Regions from separate parts of the Homo sapiens genome. Here all the other regions are linked to region 7. Evidence: chromatin contacts called from ENCODE Hi-C or POLR2A ChIA-PET data. All regions are on one chromosome and are shown on one strand. The core of a region is the stretch at or near the end of the contact, and the rest is flanking DNA. Distances in the headings are between cores, read along the strand shown.

The links. A loop is a pair of places that touch in the nucleus more often than their neighbours do. ChIA-PET counts read pairs that join two places held with the same protein, here RNA polymerase II (POLR2A). Pooled maps may share reads with other maps.
Region 1: a loop to region 7 is called in a map of CD8-positive, alpha-beta T cell, with 11 times the contacts of the local background. The contact joins the promoter of HMG20A here to the promoter of SIN3A in region 7. A Hi-C loop is called at or near these places in 4 of 168 maps with a recorded cell type or tissue (CD4-positive, alpha-beta memory T cell, CD8-positive, alpha-beta T cell, gastrocnemius medialis and 1 more), 2 of 37 single-sample maps with no recorded cell type and 18 of 50 pooled maps.
Region 2: a pooled map shows a loop between it and region 7 (6-fold over the local background). The contact joins the enhancer-like site here to the promoter of SIN3A in region 7. A Hi-C loop is called at or near these places in 1 of 37 single-sample maps with no recorded cell type and 3 of 50 pooled maps.
Region 3: a loop to region 7 is called in a map of CD8-positive, alpha-beta T cell, with 14 times the contacts of the local background. The contact joins the promoter of LOXL1-AS1 here to the promoter of SIN3A in region 7. A Hi-C loop is called at or near these places in 1 of 168 maps with a recorded cell type or tissue (CD8-positive, alpha-beta T cell) and 5 of 50 pooled maps. POLR2A ChIA-PET finds 5 or more read pairs at or near these places in 1 of 52 experiments (BJ).
Region 4: a map of CD8-positive, alpha-beta T cell shows a loop between it and region 7 (12-fold over the local background). The contact joins the promoter of RCN2 here to the promoter of SIN3A in region 7. A Hi-C loop is called at or near these places in 1 of 168 maps with a recorded cell type or tissue (CD8-positive, alpha-beta T cell) and 10 of 50 pooled maps. POLR2A ChIA-PET finds 5 or more read pairs at or near these places in 1 of 52 experiments (activated CD4-positive, alpha-beta T cell).
Region 5: a map with no recorded cell type shows a loop between it and region 7 (7-fold over the local background). The contact joins the promoter of LINC02255 here to the promoter of SIN3A in region 7. A Hi-C loop is called at or near these places in 1 of 168 maps with a recorded cell type or tissue (naive thymus-derived CD4-positive, alpha-beta T cell), 5 of 37 single-sample maps with no recorded cell type and 10 of 50 pooled maps. POLR2A ChIA-PET finds 5 or more read pairs at or near these places in 1 of 52 experiments (WTC11).
Region 6: a map of CD8-positive, alpha-beta T cell shows a loop between it and region 7 (7-fold over the local background). The contact joins the promoter of NPTN here to the promoter of SIN3A in region 7. A Hi-C loop is called at or near these places in 2 of 168 maps with a recorded cell type or tissue (CD8-positive, alpha-beta T cell and naive thymus-derived CD4-positive, alpha-beta T cell), 6 of 37 single-sample maps with no recorded cell type and 15 of 50 pooled maps. POLR2A ChIA-PET finds 5 or more read pairs at or near these places in 1 of 52 experiments (MCF 10A).

Annotation. Positions count from the first base shown.
Region 1 is chr15:77,419,596-77,422,295 of GRCh38, forward strand. HMG20A (high mobility group 20A) reads left to right here and starts at 1,293. Exons shown (of 10, transcript NM_001304504.2): 1 at 1,293-1,409. PEAK1 (pseudopodium enriched atypical kinase 1) reads right to left here and starts at 509. Exons shown (of 10, transcript NM_001385026.1): 1 at 411-509. RefSeq lists silencers at 1-104, 115-284, 535-854 and enhancers at 1,305-1,354, 1,745-1,794.
Region 2 is chr15:77,178,541-77,181,240 of GRCh38, forward strand. It overlaps PEAK1 (pseudopodium enriched atypical kinase 1), which reads right to left. Exons shown (of 10, transcript NM_001385026.1): 7 at 250-2,700. Among named protein-coding and RNA genes, the nearest start is that of LINC00597, 46 kb to the right of the region's middle. RefSeq lists an enhancer at 1,315-1,454. Within about 2 kb of position 1,316, at least 4 of the 41 ENCODE cell types and tissues checked have a DNase peak (open chromatin) inside an H3K27ac peak, as active enhancers do.
Region 3 is chr15:73,926,952-73,929,651 of GRCh38, forward strand. LOXL1-AS1 (LOXL1 antisense RNA 1) reads right to left here and starts at 1,297. Exons shown (of 3, transcript NR_040069.1): 1 at 1,114-1,297. LOXL1 (lysyl oxidase like 1) reads left to right here. Exons shown (of 7, transcript NM_005576.4): 1 at 1-934. RefSeq lists enhancers at 17-850, 851-1,684 and silencers at 759-878, 969-1,018.
Region 4 is chr15:76,930,484-76,933,183 of GRCh38, forward strand. It overlaps RCN2 (reticulocalbin 2), which reads left to right and starts at 1,266. Exons shown (of 7, transcript NM_002902.3): 1 at 1,266-1,502; 2 at 1,878-1,983. The coding sequence starts at 1,359. RefSeq lists a silencer at 959-1,708.
Region 5 is chr15:74,377,680-74,380,379 of GRCh38, forward strand. It overlaps LINC02255 (long intergenic non-protein coding RNA 2255), which reads left to right and starts at 1,403. Exons shown (of 4, transcript NR_146881.1): 1 at 1,403-1,502. RefSeq lists enhancers at 800-1,300, 1,426-1,735.
Region 6 is chr15:73,631,952-73,634,666 of GRCh38, forward strand. NPTN (neuroplastin) reads right to left here and starts at 1,438. Exons shown (of 9, transcript NM_012428.4): 1 at 1,174-1,438. The coding sequence starts at 1,264. RefSeq lists silencers at 955-1,214, 1,295-1,594.
Region 7 is chr15:75,450,251-75,452,950 of GRCh38, forward strand. SIN3A (SIN3 transcription regulator family member A) reads right to left here and starts at 1,440. Exons shown (of 21, transcript NM_001145358.2): 1 at 1,173-1,440. RefSeq lists enhancers at 1-777, 205-334, 2,045-2,094, 2,324-2,700 and silencers at 585-1,084, 1,305-1,404.

The sequences.
Region 1 (2,700 bases), core at 43-2,542, 2.0 Mb after region 7:
CCTCCTGCCCCGGCCTCCCCGCGTCCAGCTCCTCCAGGCTTCACTTTCCCCCGCAACCTCCCAGCCGCGCCCGGGGGCGTCCCTCGCGGCAGGTCCCAACTTTCCTTCCTCTGGGGGGCGTCGCGCTCCCGGGGCCGCCGCCGAGGGAGGGGGCAGGGGCGGCAGGGGGCGCGCGGCACCGGCGGGGCGCGGGGGTGGCCGGGGAGCTAGAGCCCGCGCCGGGCGGGACGCACCGGCCGCCAGAGCCCCGGCGGCGGCGCCACCCAGAACCCGCGCCGCCACCCAGAACCCGCGCCGCCCCGCCCGGATTCCCCCGGGTCAGCGCCCTCAACCCGCGGCAACCCTGGTCCCACAGACGGCGCGTGAGTAGAAGACAACCGAGCGGACGCGGACAGCCGGGCCGCTGTTACCTGAGGGGCGCACACGCCGCCGCGGCGACCACCATCACCGTCCGTCCCGTCCCCTTCCTGGTGACCACGGCCGCCGCCGCCGAGCAACTGACACTGACTAACAACAACTAACTAACTACTCGCCGCGGCCGAGTCCACCGCGCGCTCCCGGCCGCTCGCCGCCCGCCCAGCCCACCAGCCTGCCCGCCTCCTCTCGGCCCCGCGCGCCGCCCCTCCGCGCGCGCCCTCGCCCGCTCGCCGCGCTCCTGGAGCCGTGAGCACGCGCGCGCTCACGGGCCCCGGTCGTCTCCCAGGTCTCCCTCAGCCCCAGCGGGAGGAGTCACCGCCAGGCCCCTCCTCTCTGCCTTCCAACCTCCAGAGGACGAGACCTAAAGGGTGCCTGATTGGCTGCGGAGGGCGGGGCTAAGACAAGGGGCGGGGCTGCCGAGACCTTGGGCCCGCGTGAGGGAAAATTTGGGTTCGATTAAGCCGCAGAGGAAAAGACCAGGGGAGTCTGGGCCCATTTGGGCGTCGGGGCCCGCTAGGTCAGCCGTCATCGAATACAGAATATGTTTTCGAGGACGCTAATATGTAGTCATGACCAATTTCAGTTCTTCTACTTTCTGCGGGCCTTCGCAATAAAAAAAAAAAAACTACATCTCCCAGAAACCTCCACGAAAATAAGGCTCACCTTGCGTAACCACGTAGTCCTTCGCCGCATTGGGGCAAAATAATCCCTTCATTTTTGTGAAGGTACCGTGGAAAATATTTCATTTTTCTTCTCACCGGAGCAATTGTAAATGCTATGCGGTAAGAGGAGTTACCTGTGGAAAGGTGGTTAAGAGATTAGGTAAAGAAAAGGAAAGGACACCAAAATAAAGTGCTGCGGAAGAATTTTTGTCCAGCTGTGAGACGACGAGTGCGTGAAGTGAAGGCGATTGAGAGGGGCTGAGGGAATTGTCCTCTGTGGAAGGGACTTTCTTTTGGCCCTAGGCCCCTTCCTGCCCCTGTCGTCAGCAGGTCAGTAAGCAAGGCGAGCTTGGGGGTGGCCCCAGTCGAGATGCCCTTCACCCCTTGAAGATCACCCCTCTTTTGGTGGTGGTGGTACTGGTTTGTCTCAGTTGGAGGCCGGCTGAATGGGGGCGCCTCAACTTCCGGTTGGGGGAGGGGAGGAAGGCCGTCCTGGGGAGGGGGGACACCCTCACTTCCTGTGGGGGGGTGGTGATGGTTTGGGGGTGTCCGACCCACTTCCAGTGCTGATGAGGGCTTGAAAAGGTGGTGCTTGGTGCCATTCGCGGAGACATTATCTTGCAGCTTGGGGATTGTGTTTTATGTGAAAAGTTAGATTATTCCAAGTTGTGCTGAACACCAACCTGCAGTCAGAATTTATGAGTTTGCTTCCACGTGGAATATGGAGCATTTCCTCCCCAGCAAAATTGTCTGTGTTTTCTTCAAAGAATTCGAAAGCCCTTGTTAAAAATCTCTATGCACCTTTGCAAGACGACATAGCTTGTGTGACTGATGAATTGCCAACACCTGCACCCCTACTCAAGTCCAGCCTTGGCTGGGTGAAGTGTGGTGCCCTCTGCCTTGACATGCAACAGGAAATCTAGCTTCTCTTTTAAGGAGATAACTTTTTATTTAGGGGACTGAATATTTTACATAAAATCTGGGGCATTTTCATCTTAGCAGAATGAAAGTATCACACTGAAGTACTCAAATTTGAGGTTACCTTAACTGATAAAATTGACATCTTAAATTATTAGGACTGTTGATTTTGGGCTACAGGTTTTGCCCTGTGCCTGAGAACAGCTTCTTCAGCCTTAAAAATTCTTATGTGTAGCTTACACGTAACATTTTTGAAAGTTGTATTTTATTACATTTTCCTCCTTTGTAATTTAATTCATCACTGATTTTTAAATGGTATCTGTTCTTTGTGGTTTTAAAGTATAAAGCAAGGGTCATGAGACTCAGCTCAGATTCTAAACAGGAAAAAGTTGGCTCACAAAGGACAAAAGGTCAATAAGAACTTTCTGGTTTTCAGTAGCTCATTTTTAATAAACTATATGTGAGGCGGTAATAAACACTCAATAATTTTGATTCCTTGGTTCTGTTGTCAGATAACACAATACTTAGAAGGGTGTGTGTCTGTGTATTGAAGGAATCAATCTATTTGAAGCTTACTTTGTGAAATCTGAATGTTAGTAATTTTAGTATATATATCAGTGAACCTAGAACTGTATTGTCTTGCAAGAATTTTTGAAGTAATAAGGCCTGTGTACTTTTTCTTTTGGGATTGTACTTAATCTAG
Region 2 (2,700 bases), core at 66-2,565, 1.7 Mb after region 7:
TTCCTCTGCATTCACCAGAATGCAGTAGGCTACTTAAGCCAAAGATCCAGGGCTATAAACCTTGTTCAGTGCAGTAAGATCACTTTAATACTATTCTAATCTTGGAATGCAGTTATAAAGATAGATGATGGCCACAGAGTGCTACTTACAAACAGAAATGGTTCTTATGCAATCTTAAAAGATATAAAAAACTTAGCACCTGAAAATGTGTTAAAAAATTCCCATATTCTTCCAGTCTATTTTACATACCTGAGAATCTTTTTAGGAATCTGTGATGGAGAAGAATGACTCCTCTTCTTCTCTGAGTCCTGTAGTAATGCATTCTCTGCTCTACCCTTCTCCATGACTGCTGCCTGGTCTGTCCTAGCCTTGCTCTGATCCACACTGAGCTGGCCTTGAGCAGGGTCGCACCTGTACATGAAGACAATGGCTGGTTTCTCACTGGACTCTCCTTTCGCCTCTGTGAACCAGTGATGGCGCTGAACTGGAGGAGGAGGCAGCATGTGAATGACTGTGCCATCCAGGCCCACCAGTTTCCCTTTCTCTCGCTCTTTCTCTTTGTCATCCTCCTCATCTGTTTTCCGACGGCGGAAGAAGCTTTTAAATGATATCCAGCGCTTAGGTTTTGCATCAGCTGCCCGCCTGCTGCCTTCAGAGTGCAAAACTGATTCAGCTTCTGTTGACCTGGTAGGGCTGGTTGGCTTGGTCCAGTTGGTGAAATGCCTCTGCAAAAGGTTACCTGCATGGTAAGGAGAAGAAGTAGAGCGTGGCGGGGGAAAGGGAGCTGGTGGCTCACTTTGGGGGCTAGTCACTAATTTGGAGGGAGAGGGGGTGACTGGCTTTATGGATGGGTCTTTCTGTACTTTGGTGGTAGGACTGTCTGTGGTCTGAGGTGCTTCAGCCTCACCACTAGGCTGAGATGTAAAGAGAGATTTGGGCCGGACTGGCGTACTCTTAGGTGTGCTCTTAGCAACATCAGCATCTGGAGGAATGGCATAAAGCTCTTCCACACTGCAAGCTTTAGGGCCAGATTGAGGTGTTTCTGGAGGAGACTGTGGGGGTTGGATTGAAGCCACAATCTGAGAAAGCACTGTGCTTGCTTTCTCTCTGGTGCTGCTGCTGCCCACCATCTGAGACTCCTGAGTGCCTTCTATTTTGGCCACAGGCTCTTGAGTGGCTCTCTGGATCTTTGCTGGGGAGCTGTGGCTGGAACTATAGCTTCTCTGTGGTGAAGACTGACCTCTGTTGAGACAGTTGTTAAACTCTTGAACCTTCTGAGCCACTGAGCCCCTTTTATGCTCTGTGCTGTTTGAAAACCCTTTAGTTTGAAGACAGTCAGTGGTTTTGCTAGTGGTGTTATCAGGCACTTTGCTTTCTGTTTCTATTTCTTCATAAGTATGGCTTATTACACTTGTGGTTTTTTCCTTCACTGAGAGTTCTCCACTTGTTCCCAGAAAACTTTTGTAGATAGCTAGATTGTCATATGCATTTGGATTGATAACAATGGGAACTTTGATAGCATTTTTGGAACTCCGAGCATAAGTTGGCTCGTCATGAATGATAATTGGAAAAGGTGGCATACCAGCATTGTTATAACTATTAAATTTAATTTCAGACAAATTAGGTGACTTAACAGGGATGGTTTTGGAGGAAATGTTTGTAGCTGTGGGTGATGTAGGTGCTGATTTGTGACAGTTTTTCCTTGGAGGAACATTTGGTCCAGTTCCACTAGTAATTAGTTCTACTTTAGGTATCTTTTGTCGTGGACTGGTGCTAGAAGTCCATACTTCTTGGTATCGAATTGCACTGGATTTTTGGAAATGGGCACTTATTTGTCCTGGTGTCAATGAAGATGATGTAACTGGAGAGTTTGGAGTAGAGGATGAGCTTTTTGTCTTGGGGCTGTTAACAGGGCCCTCGAGGTGCTCACTGGCCATGGCTGCTGACACATCCACGACAGTATATGGCTTGCACAATGGCTGTTCCAGGTTCACAACTCGGTAAGGTTTTGCTTGCTCTTCTGTGGGGACAAGGTTTATGGTTACTGCTTGCCCAGCAACATCTGTAGAGGCTTTACTTTCTTCCTTCTCAGTTTGTACAGCAATCTTGCCATCTTTCTCTTCTAATCGGAGAGCAAGGACTGCTTTGTGGGTCTCTGGAACTTTTATTGAGCTTTTGGAAGCCTGTGATGAATCTTTATCCTGATTATTACTAGAGGGACTTTCATAATTGGGCTCAATTTCCTTCATGTCCTTAGAATCTCCTGGGTTACCAGGAGATAATCCCCCATTACAAATCTTCTGGGATAAACTACTGGCTGTCTCAGAACGTGATTCTTCTGTTAAAGAAGAATCTGGTGATGTGGAGTCAGATGACACCATGCTCTGAATGCTTCCTTGTCCATAAGAGACCACAGAATTTTCCTCATAACCATTCAGGATTTCATCATAGCTGTCATCATAGTCCACAGCACAGATTCTCTGCAGAGACTTGTTTCGCAGGGGGATGGTATTCCATTTTTTGTCCACAAAGAATCGAACAGGAGACAATGTGTTTGCTCTGAAGTTGGCAAAGCGAGGTTGCCCTCTCATGCGAATCTCCATGGCCAACAGCTCTTCATCACTCTCATCCCAACTCTCGTGCTCCTCCTCCATGTTACTGAAAAGTACATCCTCTTCACTCTCCTCGCCACTGGAAAAC
Region 3 (2,700 bases), core at 47-2,546, 1.5 Mb before region 7:
TCGGGCTCAGAGTACGTGCCGGCCGGACCTCAGCGCTCCGAGAGTAGCTCCCGGGTGCTGCTGGCCGGCGCGCCCCAGGCCCAGCAGCGGCGCAGCCACGGGAGCCCCCGGCGTCGGCAGGCGCCGTCCCTGCCCCTGCCGGGGCGCGTGGGCTCGGACACCGTGCGCGGCCAGGCGCGGCACCCATTCGGCTTTGGCCAGGTGCCCGACAACTGGCGCGAGGTGGCCGTCGGGGACAGCACGGGCATGGCCCGGGCCCGCACCTCCGTCTCCCAGCAACGGCACGGGGGCTCCGCCTCCTCGGTCTCGGCTTCGGCCTTCGCCAGCACCTACCGCCAGCAGCCCTCCTACCCGCAGCAGTTCCCCTACCCGCAGGCGCCCTTCGTCAGCCAGTACGAGAACTACGACCCCGCGTCGCGGACCTACGACCAGGGTTTCGTGTACTACCGGCCCGCGGGCGGCGGCGTGGGCGCGGGGGCGGCGGCCGTGGCCTCGGCGGGGGTCATCTACCCCTACCAGCCCCGGGCGCGCTACGAGGAGTACGGCGGCGGCGAAGAGCTGCCCGAGTACCCGCCTCAGGGCTTCTACCCGGCCCCCGAGAGGCCCTACGTGCCGCCGCCGCCGCCGCCCCCCGACGGCCTGGACCGCCGCTACTCGCACAGTCTGTACAGCGAGGGCACCCCCGGCTTCGAGCAGGCCTACCCTGACCCCGGTCCCGAGGCGGCGCAGGCCCATGGCGGAGACCCACGCCTGGGCTGGTACCCGCCCTACGCCAACCCGCCGCCCGAGGCGTACGGGCCGCCGCGCGCGCTGGAGCCGCCCTACCTGCCGGTGCGCAGCTCCGACACGCCCCCGCCGGGTGGGGAGCGGAACGGCGCGCAGCAGGGCCGCCTCAGCGTGGGCAGCGTGTACCGGCCCAACCAGAACGGCCGCGGTGAGTACGGCCCCGGCGCCCCTCCGGCCGCGCGTACCCCTGGCCACTGGAAACTGCTCCGGGCCCCCCGGGCCCCTCCTTAGAACTTCCTGGAGGCCTCCCCGGAGCTGCTAAGCACGGAGCAGCGCCCCCTCCCGACTTCCCCCGACCCAGCCAACAGCACCCCCCTGGCATCTCACCTCCCAGCTTAACCCGCACCCAGGCATCATCAGTGCCAGGGGTTGGCCAGGCAGGTGTGGGCTCTGATCCTGGCTTTGGTGGAGGGACTAGCCGAGCTTTGGGAGGAGGCTCGCCTTCTGCACTTGGCTTGGGTCATCTGAGGACAAAAGGAAGGAGCCCCTCATCCACCTTCTCCCTCATTTCAATGAGGGCATCTCCTTCCCCCCTTAGAGATGTTCTATGCCAGCTCACAGGGTGAGGCAAGGAGCATCAGAAACCTGAGTCTTCAGGGCCAGAAAGGCCTTAAGGGATGCCCCTGGAGGTGTGGCAGGCTGCCCATTACTGGGCATGTGTGAGGTTGGCTTGAGTGCGCAGGAGGTTAGAGGGGAGCGTGTGCTCCAGGCAGGAGTCCGGACTTCCTCAGGGGAGTCTGCAAGGCTGGGGCAAGAGAGACCAGTCAGGCACTGGCCTGGGTGCAGAATTTCAGGGGCTACCAAAAAACACAGTAGTTGAGATGAGTAATATTGAGATGTATTTTTTTAAGTCAAAATTAATGCAAAAAAAAAAAAAAAAAAAAAAAACCTGTGATAAAGGAAATATCCAGATTTTAAATAGAGTCAGTAATAGTGGTATGCCGAGCCATATTGGAGCCTGAGGCTAACTGAAAAATCAGCAACACGGATCCTGTCTTTATTTGATATTTGGATATTTTGTTCATTACAGATAGTTTTGCATTAATTTTTATTTTAAAAACTATTGTGTTAAATATTACTTATCTCCGTTACTGAGTTTTTTTGGCACCCCCTAAAATTTTGCACCCCGAGGAAAAAAAAAAAAAAACACCTCACTGGCCTCATTCCCCTCACCCTAGTCCTGGCCCTGGCGGAGAGCCCCAGCTGTGGACAGGACTCCCTCTGGCTTTTCAGGGGGTGAACATACGTCCTCCTCTTGGGAAGGCCCAAGCCCTCTGCACATGAGGACACAGTGGAAAGGCAGCTTCCACACATGCTGTTAGCAGACAGGGCTACTGTGACAAGGGCTGACTGGTGGGTGTGGCCAGTGCTGGACGGCCATCAGCCATTCTCTGCTGTCCTAGAATCCCCCTCCCTGCTACCCTCTCCATACAGGCAGCTTTTGGGCCAAGGTTTTCTACTCAGTCCCCAATACTTATGCAGTCCAACTCTGCCTTGCCTCTTTCAAGCTGTCGTCAGTTTCCTCTACCCATAATTCTCTGCTCCCCATTGAGGTTGCTGTGCCTGGCCCACCAAGTAAGGGCTGACTGAGCCCTCCAGTGCCTCAGAGTATAGGTGCTAGTGCCCCAGCCTCCTCCTCAGCCTCTGTCAGCAGAGGGATGATGCTTTGTCTCCAGCCAAGCTGACCTCAGTGAGGGGCTGCTGCTCATGGGGTGCCTGTCTCCCTGGGTACTGCTGGAGGCCAAGACTAGGGGAGAGGAGCGTCTCCACTGGGAACACTCACTCTATCACATCCAAGGTGTCGCTTTTGAGTTGTGTGCTGAATCCCACTTTAAGAACCTGCAGGAGCTCAGGAAAAATCAGATGGCAGGTCCTTCTGTGGTGTGATGAAGGATGCATCCACCTGCTCTGGTC
Region 4 (2,700 bases), core at 16-2,515, 1.5 Mb after region 7:
CCAGCAATAAAGGGTTTTCTTTTTAGTTTAATGAAATCAACTCTAAAATTTGCTTTTATTTATATTCTGAAATTTAAAACTTTGTTCTTCGTTGATCTTTATAACATTGGAAAGATTGAACTTACACTTTGCTCTGTGAATCTTTCAATGGTTTGTGACCAAACCATAAATTTCAACCCGACCCAGGAAATTTCTGCGACTTGTGCCCACCCAGTTTTGCAGTTTGGAACAGAATTCTTGCTCCCAATCCAAATAGAGACTGAGAGAAATGAAAGAGGACCCAGAAAGCCTTTTCTTCTCTGTGAAAGGCCTGATCCTAAGTGGCGCAATCAATAAAGAAAAGGGTTCAAGGTGCAGCCTACAAATTTCTTAGAGTTTAATGTGTTCAGGTTGAGGTGGAGAAATTACATAAACCTGTGAATAGACATGGAATAGAAGCCATGTGTATATGCATTCTGTCCCTAAAGGTTTTGCTAGGTACTTACTAAGCTATTCCTTCTGTGCAATCATCTTTCGTTTTTCTACTTGTATGGATGAAAGCCTACCTTCACTGAACACTTCACCTTATGTGCCAGCTATTGTTCTAAACCCATTACATTATTTAATCTTCACGACAATTCTTTAAGGTAGTCTTATTACTATGCTCATTTTATAGATGAGCAAACAAGTTTTCAGGGGTCAAGAAATTTGAGCAAGTTCACATTAACTTGTAAATCACGAAATTGAGCATCAGATACAAGCATCTGGCTGCACTTCCTGAGTTTGTACGTCCTACTCTCATAAAATAGATACATTGAAGACTGAGAAAGAATACTGTTGGCCGATTCCTCAGGCAATAATTTTTTCGATATTGTATTGTTGTCTCAGAAACCTCCAGCCTCTCTCATTGATGGACGGTAGGAGGGGCACATGGAGTGGACCAGGAGTGGGCAGGAGTGGGGTGGGGGCGTGCTTTTAGAAGCGTTTCGGGGGAACGACAAGGCGCGGGTCGTAGAGGTCTACCCTCTCTGCAGTCCCAGCATGGCTCCTGGAGCTCTCTGGGCGGCCGCTGACCCCGACATCGCGGCGGCCCGCCCCCAGCGCCGCGCTGCCCAATCAGCGGCGCGGCCTGGTGCCCCGCCACTCCGCGCCGGCCATATAGGCCTCCTCCTGGCGCGCCTCCGCACCGCATTGGTGGACCGGCCCCCAGCCCGTCCATGGGCGTTGTGGCCGCCACCGCAGGTTCCGCCTCCCGTTCCCTCCGCCCTCAACGTACGTCGCACCGCCTCTCTGTAGCCGCCCGCGGAGCATCGCAGCCGGCCCGGGCCCCCGCCAGCCTCCCTCCTCGCGTCCCTCGGTGTCCTCCGCGGGCCGGCGCGATGCGGCTGGGCCCGAGGACCGCGGCGTTGGGGCTGCTGCTGCTGTGCGCCGCCGCGGCCGGCGCCGGCAAGGCCGAGGAGCTGCACTACCCGCTGGGCGAGCGCCGCAGCGACTACGACCGCGAGGCGCTGCTGGGCGTCCAGGTGAGGCGGCCAGGCCGGTGCTGGGAGGGCCGGGCCTCGCACCGCGGCTGCCGCGGGCTTTGTCCCGGGACAAAGGGGGGCGGCCGGGCGAGGCCTGGCAGGGGCGGCCTGACAATGGGGGCCGGGCGGCGCGGCACTCGCTCTCTGGGGGTCCTGGGGCCTGGAAAGCCTGAGGAGATAGCACGGCCCAAGAGCTGGATCCCTTCTACCCCTCAGATCATGGAGGGTGTGTAGGGGGTAGGGGCCTTGAAGTGCAGGTGCGGGTCACCCCGAAACCCTTTGGCAAGGGGGTCTTCTAGTAGCCCTGTTTTTCTCCACCATTTTGCCCCACTGATAGTAATGCTTGGCCCTCCTGTGTGTCGCTTCCCCCTAAAGGAAGATGTGGATGAATATGTTAAACTCGGCCACGAAGAGCAGCAAAAAAGACTGCAGGCGATCATAAAGAAAATCGACTTGGACTCAGATGGCTTTCTCACTGAAAGTAAGGACTGCCCTACACGACTAACAATGGAGACAAACACAAATATGTTAAGCAGCGGTGTCTGCTGAATGTATAGATTGCTAGTGTCCCAAGTTGGAAGTCCTGTGAGAAGGAGAAAAGGACATGGAGAATAGGCTTTATACTTACAAATCTTTAGACACTGAGAACCAAGTAAAACTCGGTGCTTTCTCCAGTTATATATAAACATCATTGACCCTGTACTCTATGTGGAAGTCACACCTTGAGACACCCTCTTTCTCACGTGACTTTTGTTAGTGTCAACAATATGATTTATTTTAGAGAAATATGCCCCAAAACTTTAAGGCAGTAAATGATTTATCGCTCTTTTGATATATGCTTCATTTAAATTTTAGGAATTTGCTTCTTTTTTTAAGCAAGTAGAAAAAGACCTGTTGCCTGTGAATTACGTTTATTATAACATTATACCAAAATGTTAGAGCTGGTAGGGGCCTTGGGATCATCTTGTCCACATCACTTTGTAGAGATGAAGAAATGAAGCACAGGGATAAGTGCCTTCTACAAATAAGTGGCAAAGCTGGACTAGAATCCAGGTATCCTGCTCTTAATTCAGGTTTTAATATCCTTCAGTTAAAAAAAAAAATCTGATGCTCTCAGGTAAATTCTCTAGTCAGAAATGAAATGCACAGACTATTAAAAGAATGTTCTAAATAAATTGCTGTGCAGTTGTCTCTCCCC
Region 5 (2,700 bases), core at 153-2,652, 1.1 Mb before region 7:
CCCTGGCAGATATAAAGCCAGCAGTATTTTGTCACTGAGCGTGGAGCTGGTTCACAACATCACAAAGTGTGTGCACCACCAGGTGCAATAGACACAAATTACCTTACGAGCATGAATAATGGTAACATATAGTAAAATAATTAGGAAATGATGAGTTGCTAGTGGGTATTTCCTTTTTTAACAAAATGTATTTAAGGTTATATAATTTAAGTACCGACAATGACTGTGCTTAACAACTCGTTCGCAAAATTCTGAAAATGTGGCCACCAGCACCTATGAGCCGGTACCAGCTGGCTGCAGGCCCATCACTGGGAATTGAGTGTGGTCCCTGCTCTCTGAAGGCGACAGGTCTACCCAGGGTGGGCCGGTCTGTGGGGGGACAGAGGGATGCATGGGGGCCACGGAGAACCAGAGGAGACACTCTGTGCAGGGGTTCAGGGAAGGCTTCTTGGAGGAGGCAGCATTATAGAGAACAAAGGGGAGGGTAAATATATCCCAGAAAAGGGTAAGGAGAGAGTGCCAGGCTAGAGAGGACACTGGGGAAAGACCAGGAGAAAACAAAGTGTTTGGCGTGGTCCAAAAACTAAAAATGTGTGTCTCAGTCTGGCTGATGGGATGGCTGGGTTCCAGCCCAGGTTCTGCTGCTGATGCCTCTGTCACTTGGACCAAGTCCACTCCATTCTCTAGGCTTCTCGCCTCTGTCAAATTGGGGTCCGAACCAGATGGGTTCCAGGCCCGCTGGTGATCTAGACCCCCAAGAAGTCTGCAGAGGGGCCTTGTGAACATGTATATAGCTCATGGAGGAAGTCTGGCCCACAACTGACACTTCACAACCAGATCTTCCCCTCCCTCCTCCTCTCCCCTTCACCCGGTTCCCCCAGGTGATCCTGGAAATTCTGGTTTGGCTTCAGAAAGTAACTATAATTACAGCCTTTTTTTTTTTTTTTTTTTTGAGACAGAGTTTCGTTCTTATCGCCCAGGCTGGAGTGCAGTGACTTGATCTTGGCTCACTGCAACCTCCACCTCCTGGGTTCAAGCGATTCTCCTACCTCAGCCTCCTAAGTAGCTGGGATTACAGGGGGACCTGCCGCCATGCCTGGCTAATTTTTTTGTATTTTTTAGTAGAGACGGGTTTCGCCATGTTGGCCATAATTACAGTCATTTATAGAACACTTTGCTGCCTCTCCTAATTACCAAGCTGTGCAATTCCAGTTACGCATGTAAGGAAACATCTCAGGAACCCCTCCCTGGGGCCAGCCTGTCAACCGCAGCCCCCAGGCCAGCTGGAATGGAGTGGGAGTGCCCGTGGCTGCTGCTGACGTCTCCCTCCTGGCTTCCTTTCATGCCAGACCAGGAAGGAAACCTTGGTTCAAAGGCCTGCCCTGGGGTGGGTGTGGGATGAAGAGAGACAGGGAAAGTCCCTCAAGATGATGAGCTTGCGACATGGGGGAGGGGAGAGGGACTCCTTCTGGTGATGCAGAAGGCCTCCGTCTACACAGCAGGTGAGTCTTAGAATGCCGGGGCGGGTCGTGGTTTCACAGCATGAGTTAGAGCTTGTTCCCCAGGAAAGGGGCTGTTTAAGTTTAGAAAGCAATGGTCCTTCCACTAGGTACAGGTTCCCCGGCCTCATGTCCATCACCACCACTGAAGCTCCCTTAGCAACAGCCCTCACCCTGCAGAGCAGCCATCCAGCCCTGCCTCTGATGCCTCCTGTGACTGGGATTAGTACCCCAAGCCTCTGTGACATTTGGGTACTCCATTAATGAGAAAGCTTTTCTTCCATCAAGATAAGCTTCCCTCTGTGCAATTTCTTTTTTGTTGTTGTTTGGAGATTTTGTTGTTGTTGTTGTTTTGTTTTGTTTTTTTGAAACAGAGTCTTACTCTGTTGCCCAGGCTGGAGTGCAGTGGCATGATCTCGACTAACTGCAGCCTCTGGCTCCCGGGTTCAAGAGTTTCTCCCACCTCAGCCTCCTGAGTAGCTGGGACTATAGGCACACACTACCACACCTGGCTAATTTTCGTGTTTTTAGTAGAGACAGGGTTTCGCCATGTTGGCCAGGCTGGTCTCGAACTCCTGACCTCAGGTGATCCACCCGCCTCAGCTTCCCAAAGTTCTGGGATTACAGGCATGACCTACCACATCCAGCCTCCTCTGTGCAATTTTTTTCCGTTTTCTTTTTCTTTTTCTTTTTTTTGAGATGGAGTCTTGCTCTGTCGCCCAGGCTGGAGTGCAGTGGTGCGATCTCGGCTCACTGTAACCTCCGCCTCCCAGGTTCAAGCGATTCTCTGCCTCAGCCTGCCAAGTAGCTGGGATTACAGGTGCCCGCCACCACATCCGGCTAATATTTTTTTTTTTTTTTTTTTGAGACGGAGTCTCGCTTCTTTGCCCAGGTTGGAGTGCAATGGCACAATCTTGGCTCACTGCAACCTCCGCCTCCCAGGTTCAAGCAATTCTCCTGCCTCACCTCACCAGTAGCTGGGATTACAGGTGCCCACCACCACGACCAACTAAATTTTGTATTTTTTAGTAGAGATGGGGTTTCACCCTGTTGCCCAGGCTGGTGTCAAACTCCTGACTTCAAGTGATCCACCTACCTCGGCCTCCCAAAGTGCTGGGATTACAGGCACTAGCCACCACGCCCAGCCTATATTTTTAGTAGAGACGGGGTTTCACCATGTTGGCCAGGCTGGTCTTGTACT
Region 6 (2,715 bases), core at 188-2,687, 1.8 Mb before region 7:
CTGCTTTCTACTGTACCACCTCCCAGGGGCCACTTTCATGTTCCTCGGAAATAACGTCTCTTCTGTCTTGAAACTTTTAAATCTCAAAAATCCACTTCCCCATCTCCCTGTCGCCAGTCACTGCCCTCAATCCCACCACTGCAATTAGTTGCAGCTATGTGTCCCTGTTTTCCCAAAGGCCCGACCAATATCATACAGCATTTGCCACATCCCAACTCCTCCCTTCCCTAATTTATCCTCCACACTGCAAACCAACATTACACCCCCGACTTCCTGCATTTTACTCCCTTCCCTTATTTTTCGTCTTCCCCCACCCCCATCTCTATACCCAGGCCTCCTTACTTCTCTAATAAATATTCCCCCACCTCAGTTCCAACCCTTTCCCTCCATCCTCTGCTCATTTTCCTCTCCTTATTTAGAAACTCCTTTTTGCTCTCCCAACCACTACCCTAGAATGCCCAGCACTCCACCCTCTTTAGCAAACCCAGCCCTCTTCCCCCAGCTCATTTGGAGACACTGCTGCTTCTCTCTCCAGGTCCCCTACTGCAGTCAACCCACTCCCTCATCTTCCCACCCACCTTCCCTCTATCCCTAGATCCAAGGTTCCCTGATTCTTTACCCCCTCCTTTGGTCTCTAGTACTCAGCTCACCATTAGTGTTCCTCAGGACTCTCTTCCCCCCAATTTCCCCCTTATTTTTAAGGATGTCACCAGTCCTACGGGGCCTCAGTAGAATCCTGGACGACCCCAGCTCCCGGGGGGCCTGACGGACACCACCATCCCCGTCGCCCGGAACACAAACGCCGGTCTTGTGCCACCCTCCCTAAGAGCTGCGCCCCCTCCTCATCCGCCCCCGCTACTCCAGCTCCCCACGTCGGCTTCCTCCGTGTCCCCTCGCCGACCCGGCACGACGAGCCCCACGACGTGGAGCCTCCGAGTGGGCAACACCTCGGGCTCACCCCGGACGCCCCCGCCGCTCGGATAGGAGCCTCCGGTCCTCACACCCGCGCCTCCTCAAACCCGCAGCCGGTACCTCCTCTCGGACCCGCAGCCCCTCAGACGCCCACTCGGCCCCCTTCCCCGAGCTCCAGCGTCTCCTCAGGCCAGAGCCGGGCCCCCTCCGGCCCCGGCGCCCCTCAACCCCCGCCCGGCCCGCCCCCGGCGCCCCGCTTACCGTTCTGAGCGGCGCCTGGCCCTGGGAGGAGGGAGCCAGAGACCAGCAACAGCGAGAGGGCCAGGGCGCTGGGCAGCGACGAACCCGACATCCTCCCTAGCAGAAGACCCAACAGCGAATGGGCCGGGGCCAGAGCCGGGGCCGGGGAAGGGAGGGGAGGGAGGGAGGGGGCGGGCGAGTGCGCGAGGGAGTGAGCGAGGGAGGCAGCCGCGGCTCGGCTCCGTCCTTCCCCGTCCTCCTCCTGCCGCCGCAGCGCCCAGGCCTCGCGAGACCTTCGCTCCGGGTCGTGGGCGGCTGAGGAGCGACCGCCGCAAGGATCGCGAGAAGAGGCGGCTCCGACGGAGACTCCCGCCCCGCGGACTCGGTGGCCCCGCCCCTGCAGAGGCTGATTGGCCTAGCGCGAGGTAGGTCACGTGCCGAGGGCGCCTCTGGCCATGTGACGGGGCGAGGCGGGACTCCGCTAGCTCTCTGGGCAGTGGGGAGCTGGGAAGTCCTTCAGTTTACTCCTCTGTGGCCCGGGAGCACCCATAAATAAGAGGAAGCTTTGGAACACAGTACATTTCCTCCACCCATCCTGCCTTTCATTTGTTAGCGCTCTTGGCTACAGAGTTTCATACACCGTGCCTCCTTTCCTCCTTCCTCTCTTTGTCCCCGTCCTGCTGTTTCTTCCTTCTGGACTTTGAACATAGACCTCTACTGGTAACTGGCTCCAACCTCCTTCTCTCATCTGCTGTTTTTTCCTTCCAGGAAAAGTGGTGCGCCCCCTGTGCCCCCGTTACCTTGTGCTTTCCTGCCTGGACATCTGCTCCCTTTGCCTGAAATGTCCTCCTTTGCCGCCTCTGCCTACTCCCCCTCCCACCCCACATCTGGGCCTTATTTTAGCTTCATAGACTCTCAGGGCCTGAAGTTCAGCTAGCCTAATTGCATGTTCATTGACACAATTCTACAAGGAAGTCGTGTATGAACTTACATGAAGACTCCTAAGAAGCGTCTTAATGCGGAAAACATTTATTGAGAACGTGCTGTGTGCCAGGCACATAGTGAAACCCACATGAAAAGGTAGTCCCCGTCCTCATGGAGTGCACTGCCTAGGCTAGCAGAGGAGTGAGGAAGGGTCAAATGGCCCCATAGGAAAGGATCTAGCAAAGCACTCTGGAGGGTGATTGGCAGTGTGGTTACTACTGTTTGCATAGAAGTTTGGGAAATGCTCTTTTTAGGGGTATTTTTTGTACTACCCTCAGGGCTTGTGGTTGGCAAAGGAATTTCTATGGCTTAGCTCATCCCTGACTCACAGCAGACGTCCTGGGAGTGTCTGTGGAAACTCTGAGGGGCCAAGTAAACAGTCCTGGTGGCCTGACTTGATTTAAAGAGAGGGTTTGGAGGACCTGGAAGAAGGAGACCCTCGCAATCTCTATCAAGCTAAAGTGGTCTGGAACTTTCAACAGGAACTGAACAGCTGGTGGTTCCAGACCAAAATTTCTAGCAAAGGCCAGGACCACTATGGCATGTTGTTGATTGAAGTGAAAACTATGTCCTTCAAAA
Region 7 (2,700 bases), core at 190-2,689:
TGTTATAAATCTCAGCCTTGTAAAGAGGAGGAGCTTCCACTGCCTTTTCAAGGCTAACTTCGTTTAAAGTCCTAACGCACCGAAACAGACGCCAAGTCTACTACCCACCACCCATTGGCTCAAAGGAAGCCCCGCCCCGTACAGCCACGGTAACTGAACATCAAGGGAACCCCAGGGAAGGTTTTCCCTCCGCCACATTTCTAGTCTCTGATGACTCCCTGCCCCTCCCCTACCATCACCACCGCGGATCTAGGGTTCCAGCACCAGCCACGCACGCTCCTACAAGAGGACCTTGGGCACTTCGCCCCAATAGTTACAACCAAGAGGGGAGTGGGGGTGACCATGCTCCCACTCTCCTGGCTGCACGGTGCCAGACACGCTGCATGGAGCAAAGCGGAGAAAGCAGCTCCGGCACAGGGCCCTTGTGCCCCCAGGCAGAAGGCATGACCCAGCCACAAGAGTAAGTCCTGACACCTCCACAGCTCCCAGTCGGCGGGTGCCCCTCCCTCCCCACGGAGACATAGGGCGGGGCAGATCTAGGCGCCGAGACTCCCAGCCAGACCCGACAGCGGGCTTTCCCTAGCACCTCCTCATTGCCAAGGAGGCGGAAACCCGGGGCCTGGGCGGGGTGCAGGGGGGGACGGCCAAGGGGAGTGGCATCACGGATCAGTACGGCCCCTCCGGCCAACCGGATCCCAAGAAGGCGGAGGAACTCAGACTTCACGCCCCCTCCCTGCCGCGCCCTGAATCTACACGCGGGAGACCCCCCCCTACCCCTCCCCGACCCCAGCAGGCCAGAGCGCGGCCGCCAGCCCGAGGCCCCGCCCACCCCAGGAGGAGGGGAGGGGGTGGTCGGCCGCAAACTGCACTCAGCGCGAAGCCGGCCCCGCCCCTTTCTCCACAATCGCACGCGCGCGCCGGCCCCGCCTCTGAGCGGCGGCGCGAGAGCCCGCCCCCCTCCGCGCGCACCGGGACTACGCTCTCCTCCCCCTCCCGCGCGGAGAGCTACCCCGCTCCGCCCCCCACCCCCCTCACACAACCACACACCTCCCGCCCGTCTGCTCTACGGGAAGCCGAGGAGGTCAGCCCCCCCCCCCCAAAATACACACCCTCGAGTCCGGCGTTACCCGCCACCAGGCTCCCGCCCGGCCCCCGGCCCAGCGTGCTCTCACCGCAAAGCTGCTTCGGCCGCTCGTCACTGCGTGTCCCTCTCAGCGTGAGCCGCGAGCTCAGCAGGGAGGCCCCGAGAACGGCGCGGGGCACAGGCCCGCCGAAGCGGACTGCCAGCTACCTCTCCACTAACGAAGCGGTCACAGGCTCCGGTGCCCAGACTGGGAAGGAGGGAGGGAGGGAGGGAGGGAAACTCCGAGGGGGGAAGGGGAGGGGGGAAGATGGAGAAACCGTCTCCGCCGCCTCTACCGCCGCGGCCGCTTCTCTGTTACCCGGGAAATCCCGCCCACTCCCCCGACCCCGCCCCGCAGAGGGAAGACTCAGCTTCGTTCCAATACAGGACGCAATACCCGCCCGTCAAAGACTCAGCCAACCACCGAGGCCTGTCTTATGATTTTCCCGCCCCTTCCCCCTCGACTGGTAGGGGAGGGGGAGCCGCTCTCCTTCTCCACGCCCCTATTGGCGGGGAGCTTCCCTAACTCAACCCCGCCTATTGGAGACGGACTGCTGAAGCCCACCCCCGAGCCCCAACACTATTGGAGGAAGCAGGGAAGCTCTTCCTGTCTCATTGGAGGACACCACATAACCCGCCCTGCAGCGTCTCAGCCACAGGCCTAACAAGTTGGCTCCCGCCTCCGCTGGTCATCGCATTGGAAGGCTACCCCTGGCTCTCCCACCGCCCCAGTAAGGTAAGTAACCGATGTGGGGTAAAATGTCTGTAAGTGAAACAGGCTCCGCCTACCGCACTGCCGGGCCAGGCCCCGCCCCAAGAGTCGGATTGGATATCTTGGCGCTGGTAGGACCCTCCATTGGCCAGGGCGCCCGTCTAGGAAGGAGCTAATTCCACCCTGCGCGAGGAGGCTGAACCTTAGCAGTCCTTTTGTGGAATGTTTACACTAGAGACTGAAGCTCGGAGTTCCAGGGCCCGAGATAGGAGGGGGAGCGGAGCTCATCAGCGGAGACTCCACATCCTAGGATTTGAAGGAAAGGCAGCCCACCATGGAGGACTCCCTCACAAAAAAAATGAGAGAATGAGAACTCATCCTTCCGTCCAGTTATCTTTACAGTTTACATTCTACACACTGCGTCCTTGTAAACACAAATATCCGGAGCAGCTGGCAACTCCTTTCAGCCAAGTAGAGTACAGAACTAAGGTCTGGAGACCTAGGCGGAGAAGTAAACTCCCTAGAGCTGAATATGCAGTCCTAAGAGGGCGGAGATAACCAAAAGAGAGGCGGGCTCTAACAGCCACCGCCCTGGCAAGCCTCCGGAAGGCGGAGCGTGAGGCACAAGGTACTCACGATCTCCCGGGTGGATCTGGAGGCATCCTCAGAACTGAGAAAGGAGAGGAAAACACCAAAACAGGCCACGGCATAAATTAACATTGGGGACATGCCACACTCAGAGAATGGATAAAATTTCCGTAGTTGGGGACATAAGATAACGGCTGTTCACCTTCTCCTTGGCCGGGAGTGTTAATAGCAGTTCCTGTGCCCTCTCTGTGTAGGTAACAGTGCCTCGAACACACAG